Regions from separate parts of the Homo sapiens genome. Here region 1 is linked to region 2. Evidence: chromatin loops called from intact Hi-C (ENCODE). Cell type or tissue: B cell. All regions are shown on one strand. Each heading gives the region's core, and the rest is flanking DNA. Links, peaks and the distances in the headings are about the cores only.

Evidence for each region. Hi-C counts contacts between places; a loop is a spot of excess contacts. Peaks named below come from ENCODE experiments on the same cell type or tissue, not always from the same donor. Only the 100,000 strongest peaks of a DNase experiment are listed, where the experiment ranks them.
Region 1: a loop joins it to region 2, with 3 times the contacts of the local background. A loop is called at or near these places in 2 of 110 quality-filtered maps.

The regions. Positions count from the first base shown.
Region 1 is chr14:65,350,212-65,353,124 of GRCh38, forward strand. No RefSeq gene overlaps it. Among named protein-coding and RNA genes, the nearest start is that of MIR4708, 16 kb to the left of the region's middle. In B cell, for the core only: no CTCF peak of the experiment used is centred there; DNase peaks (open chromatin) are centred at 1,510 and 1,660; H3K4me3 peaks cover 667 bases; H3K27ac peaks cover 1,682 bases.
Region 2 is chr14:65,204,356-65,207,268 of GRCh38, forward strand. No RefSeq gene overlaps it. Among named protein-coding and RNA genes, the nearest start is that of LINC02324, 17 kb to the right of the region's middle. RefSeq lists an enhancer at 677-786. In B cell, for the core only: no CTCF peak of the experiment used is centred there; DNase peaks (open chromatin) are centred at 350, 1,226 and 2,386; H3K4me3 peaks cover 2,136 bases; H3K27ac peaks cover 2,500 bases.

The DNA of each region.
Region 1 (2,913 bases), core at 158-2,657, 150 kb after region 2:
TTTTCCTATAGTTCCCATGTGCTGGAACTCATCCCAGCCCAATTCACGTAAGACCCTTCTAGGGTGCGGGAGCAGACCACAGGAACCTGGCTTAGTACTTAGCATTACTTAGCAACAGCTTCTAAGGAGCAACGCAGGACAATAATGAGCATACAGTGTGGATAATCAATCTTCTATTGATATCTTTAAGGGGAAAAATTAGGGGGATAATCCATTTGGACCAGGAAGAAGTATAAGTGGGTAGGACTGGAAGTCGGAGGAGGTAAACTAGGGCAAGATGAAGTTCCATAACGTTCTCCACACTTCGGAAGTTGAGTCAGGTGCTTGTGCTGGGAGAGAGGACCGAATCCAGGATAAAGCTTCTGTTCAGCACAGCTCCATCTGCCAATGCAGATAACTTGGGATATTTTCATGCCAGATGTGCAAGGATCAAGAGATTCACAGAAAAGTTGTTGAGCTTGAGAGACAAAGAGGTAATTTTTAAAATAGGGAATATGGAGGAATGTATATTCTAGGAAAAGCCTTGAGTATAAAACTTTTAAAGTTTTTCTTTTTTTTTTTTTTTTTTGAGACGGAGTCTCGCTCTATCGCCCAGGCTGGAGTGCAGTGGCGCGGTTTTGGCTCACTATAAGCTCCGCCTCCCGGGTTCACGCCATTCTCCTGCCTCAGCCTCCCAAGTAGCTGGGATTATAGGCGCCCCCACTACGCCCAGCTAATTTTTTGTATTTTTTAGTAGAGACGGGGTTTCACCATGTTAGCCAGGATGGAATCCATCTCCTGACCTCGTGATCCACCCGCCTCGGCCTCCCAAAGTGCTGGGATTACAGAGATGAGCCACGATGCACGGCCTAAAGTTATATATATATATATATATATACACATACACACACATACACATACACACACACACACATATATATATGTGATTTAAATATATAGATAGATATACATATGTAACTTTTTTTCTCTTGAGACAGAGTCTCACTCTGTCACCCAGGCTAGGTGCAGTGGCGCGATCTTTGCTCACTGCAACCTCCACTTCTCGGGTTCAAGTAAGTCTCCTGCCTCAGTCTCCTGAGTAGCTGGGATTACAGGCATGCGCCACCACGCCTGGCTAATTTTTGTATTTTTAGTAGAGGCAGGGTTTTGCCATGTTGGTCAGGCTGGTCTTGAACTTCCGACTTCAGGTGATCCACCCGCCTCGGCCTCCAAAAGTGCTGGGATTACAGGTGTGAGCCACTGTGCCTGGCCCATATTTAACTTTTTAAGTTAAATAACGTACACAGCTTTCCTGGACTTCAAAACCTGGTGTTAAGGACAGACTTTCCAATATAGAGATACTAGGCTGTTTTTATATAAAATTGCTTTATCTCAAACTCATTGGTGTAGGCTCTAATGGAGGGAAGGGGATGCTGATGTCTTAGGACAGCTGCCTGTGAGAAGCTTGAAGAGCTGACTTTTGCAGTGCTTCTTAAGCCGTAGCATGCGTCGGAAACACCTGTTAGTGCTGGTTTAAAATGCAAAATTTGCAAGACTTTTTTTTCCTTATTTATCTACTATGGTTTGAATGTGTCCCCCAAATTTCATGTGTTAGAAACTTAATCTCAAAATGTGACCGTATTGAATCTTTAAGAGGTGATTGGATCAAAAGGTTTCAACCCTTATGATTAATCCATTTATAGGTTAATGGATTAATGGGCTAATAGACTAGCAGGTAATCATGAGAGTGGAACTAGTGGCTTTTTAAGAAGAGGAAGAGAGACCTAAGCAAGCATGTGAGCTCACTCAGCCCCTCACCATGTGATTCCCAGTGTGGCCTTGGGACTCTACAGAAAGTCCTCACCAGCAAGAGTCCCCTCACAGTTGCAGCCCCTCAATCCTGGACTTCCCAGCCGTCATAACTGTAAGACATAAATTACTCTTCTTTATAAATGACCCAGTTCCACATATTCTATTATAATCAACAAGGAACGAACTAATACATTATCTAAAATTATCTCCTGAAAGCAATTACAGTAAGGATCTTGCTTTTTAGAAAACAAAAAATTATTGTATACATTTTAAATTTTAAAAAACTACTTTAGCCAGGCGTGGTGGCTCATGCCTGTAATCCCAGCACTTTGGGAAGCCAAGGCAGGTGGATCACGAGGTCAGGAGTTCAAGACCGGCCTGACCAAGATGGTGAAACTCTGTCTCTACTAAAAATACAAAAATTAGCCAGGTGTGGTGGCAGGTGCCTGTAACCCCAGCTATTTGGGAGGTTGAGGCAGAGAACTGCTTGAACCTGGGAGACAGAGGTTGCAGTGAGCCGAGATCACGCCACTGCACTCCAGCCTTGGGGACAGAGCAAGACTCCGTCTAAAAAAAAAAAAAAAAAACTAGCAATACCAGGAGAAAATAAGCCCAAGCCCGGTGGCTCACACCCATGATCCCAGCACTTTGGGAGGCCAAGGCAGAATGAAGGCTTGAGGCCAGGAGTTTGAGACCAGCCTGGACAACATACCAAGACCCCATCTCTACAAAAAAAAATTTTAATTTTTAAAATTAAAAAAAAATTTTTTTTTAGATGTTATGCACTAGTAGCTACTTGGGAATGTTAGATGTTATGTCCCAGCTACTTGGGAAGCTGAGGCAGGAGGATTGCTTAAGCCCAGGAATTCACTGCTACACTCCAGTCTGAGTATACCCTGTCTCAAAGAAAAATAAAAAGAGAAAATAAAATTTTATGTGCAAAAAGTTAGGAGAGGGCAAAGTCAAGTAAAATTTCCCCATATTAACTTAGAAATAGTAATAAGGGCAAAATGTTCTAAAGGTTTCATCTGTTAGTGTCCTAGCCTGGAAAAAAAAAAAAAGGATGCCCTTAAATTGAGTCATTTAGGAAGAGTGTAATAAAGTCACTATTTACAAAGCATG
Region 2 (2,913 bases), core at 258-2,757:
TTTATAAACAAGGTATCTGTGAGGAGATGGGGATCTGAAGGGTGCCCTGCAGGGAAGCTTACTCGAGCCCTGGTTGGTACCTTGGTGACCCCAAGCCCCATGCAAATCATAATGTTGGCTTTTCTGGTGTGGCTACTCCCCACCCTAAGTCACACTGTTACTATCTGGCCAGCCTAAGACCCCCAGGCAAACAAAGATGACCTCCCGGGGGCCAAGGGTAAAGACTAGACCTCTTTGAGGGGCAAGGTTCAATTCTTTACTGCACAGGTAGGGAGACTTAGGCTGCAGCCCGGCTCTGAGAAAGGTTCAGCTGGGTGGAGGAGGAGTCTCTGGGCCAAAGCTGCCCTTTGGAGGAGTCCTGGATCTTGCAGAAATGGCCTGCTTAGTGCCCACCCCCTGCACCCCTGCTCAGCACTGGCTGGGAGTAAGCCTGGGGACTGTGGCTTCAGTGTGAATGTGGGGGTGGGGTGGATGCAGAGCAGTAGCATGTGGGGTATCCAGCCAGGCCTGCTCCACAGAGCAGGAGAGCAGAGCTGGGAAGGGACAGTGGGGATGTGATCTGTTAGCCTTCTGGCTGCAGCGCAGTGCAGACCTCCCTTGCCTGATATGACTGGGTCTCCACCTCTTCCACCCCAGTCTCCTGACTCCTGCAAAAAAAGAAAAGGGGGTGTGCAGGGCTGCCAAACACAGCCATGTCAGGGTGGGCCGGTCCCTGCATTGTGCGCCCACCTGCTGCTGCTGTGTTGTAGGGGAAACCGACCAAAGCACGTAGAGTTAGAACAAAACAAGAACATGGGCTGTGGAGACAGGCTGGCTTCCATGTGCCAGTCTCTCCTGCAGCTTCTGCTCTGGCTGCTGCTCTCTCAGGATCCCGTGCAGCTTTGCCTCGGCCTCACACAGGAGAGTTCTCACACGTAAGGTGGGCCTAGGGGCTGCGGCTCAGAGTCTCCTGTATTGGGATCATTACACATGTCCAGAGTGACAGCTGAGAGGAAAGGGTCCTTGCTTGTGTGCTCAGGAGATGGCTAGGGAGGAGCCACCCCAGGGGAGTTGCCACAGCCAGAATTGCTCTGCTAGGCCCTTCCCTGAAGAGACTTCAATTCTTTTATAGATTTCTCCTTCTTAAACCCAACAAGCTGTTTGGGCAAGAAACCAGGTGAAAGAAACTGAGATTATAGGGGAAGTGTGAAGTGTAGACCAATCATGTGGAACAAGGAAGGGGCGTGACTCAAAAACATAACGTGTGTGTGTGTGTGTGTGTGTGTGTGTGTGTGTGTGCGCGTGCTGACTGGCAGAGCTGGGCCTGCTCTTTATTTGGGAGCCTGCTTGCTACTTTCACCTGTGTTTTCAGCTTGTCTTAGTGCTTTTCTCTCTCATAGTCCAATCCCAGCCCAGCAGATGGTTCACTATGCTTTTAATTGAAGAATGAGGAGGAATCTTTGCACACTTAAAAAACATCCATGGCTGGGTACAGGGGCTAATGCCTGTAGTCCCAGAACTGGGAGGCCATGGCAGGAGGGCACTTGAGCCCAGGAATTCGAGGCTGTAGTGGGCTGCGATCACTGCACTCCAGCCCGGGCGAGAGAGTGAAACTCTATCTCAAAAAAACAAAACAAGATACCATCCAATCCTGGGCCAAGCCCCCACCAACACTGATCCTAAAGGAAAGAAAGCATGGCTGCAGCAGGCACAACAGGACACAGCCCCACCCTTGGAACATCGTGCTCCTGGGGACAAGACACTGGATGCGGAAGCTGGCATCCTAGAACTGACTTTTTCGTTGAGTATTATTACTGTGTTTCCTGGATTCTAAAACACTATTGATTGCAAGATGCACCATTATTCTTTTCTTTCAAATCTAGATCTGCAAACGCCATCATTTTAATAACTGCTTTTAGGCGGAGGAAAAGAAACACAACCACATCAAACGCATGCATCAACTGAAACACCCATCCTGATTTCGGGACCCTGAAAATAAGAAAAATACAGCGCATCTTAAAACTGAAATGGGAAAAAAAAAAAGGAGAACTTATAAAAACTAAATACAGAGGAGACTTTTTCTAATTCTGGAAATGAGATGCAAAACCAATACCCACATTTTGGAATCATAGTATGAGTAGGCTTTTTACCATGTATCACTGCTATTCCTTTTTTTTTTTTTTTGAGAGGAAGAAGGCGTGAGTTGACCTGGTATTACTCACCCAAAAGTGAGGCATTGGGGATATTTATATTCAGCAAGCAGTGCAGGGTTTAAACTGGTGAGTAGATATTTGCATCTTCTAACCACAAAAGTAAAATAAGAGAACTAACTGAAATTTCAGTTTTAGAATGATGATAGCTAATACTTGTGGAGCTCCTTTTTCTCCAGGCACTGCTCTAGGTCCTTTGAATGTATTAACTCATTTAACCCCATGAAAATCCTATGAGAAGGTGCAATGAACAGCTCTAGTCATAGGGATGGGAACAAGGAATCATAGAGATATTAAGCAGTGTGCTCAGGGTCCCATTGCTAGTGTATAGACTTGCACAAGGATAGTATGGCCCTATAGCCCCTCCTCTTAACTGCACTATACGGCCTCTACTAAAGCGTAAGTGAGGGAAATAGACCAAACAAAACTGAGAGTTTGTGGGTGGAGGAAATGCTGAGTTGGGCTAAAGGCAGGAGTATGCTGGTAAAGTGGCTCTTTTCTCCCACCCCAAATGCCCTAGTTCATAACATTTGCCAATTTCCTTGGTGTAAATACTTCCAACAGTGGCCGATTTCAAGACACCAACCTGCTGTTAAAATTCTGAGTGTTTAACAATTGCCTCTCTGGAGCCAGTATAAGCTGGCCCTAGCACGCCACTGGCTGAAAGTAATTGTCCAAATTAATATGCAGCGGTTTAGCCAGGAACGTTTTTTGTGTCATGTTA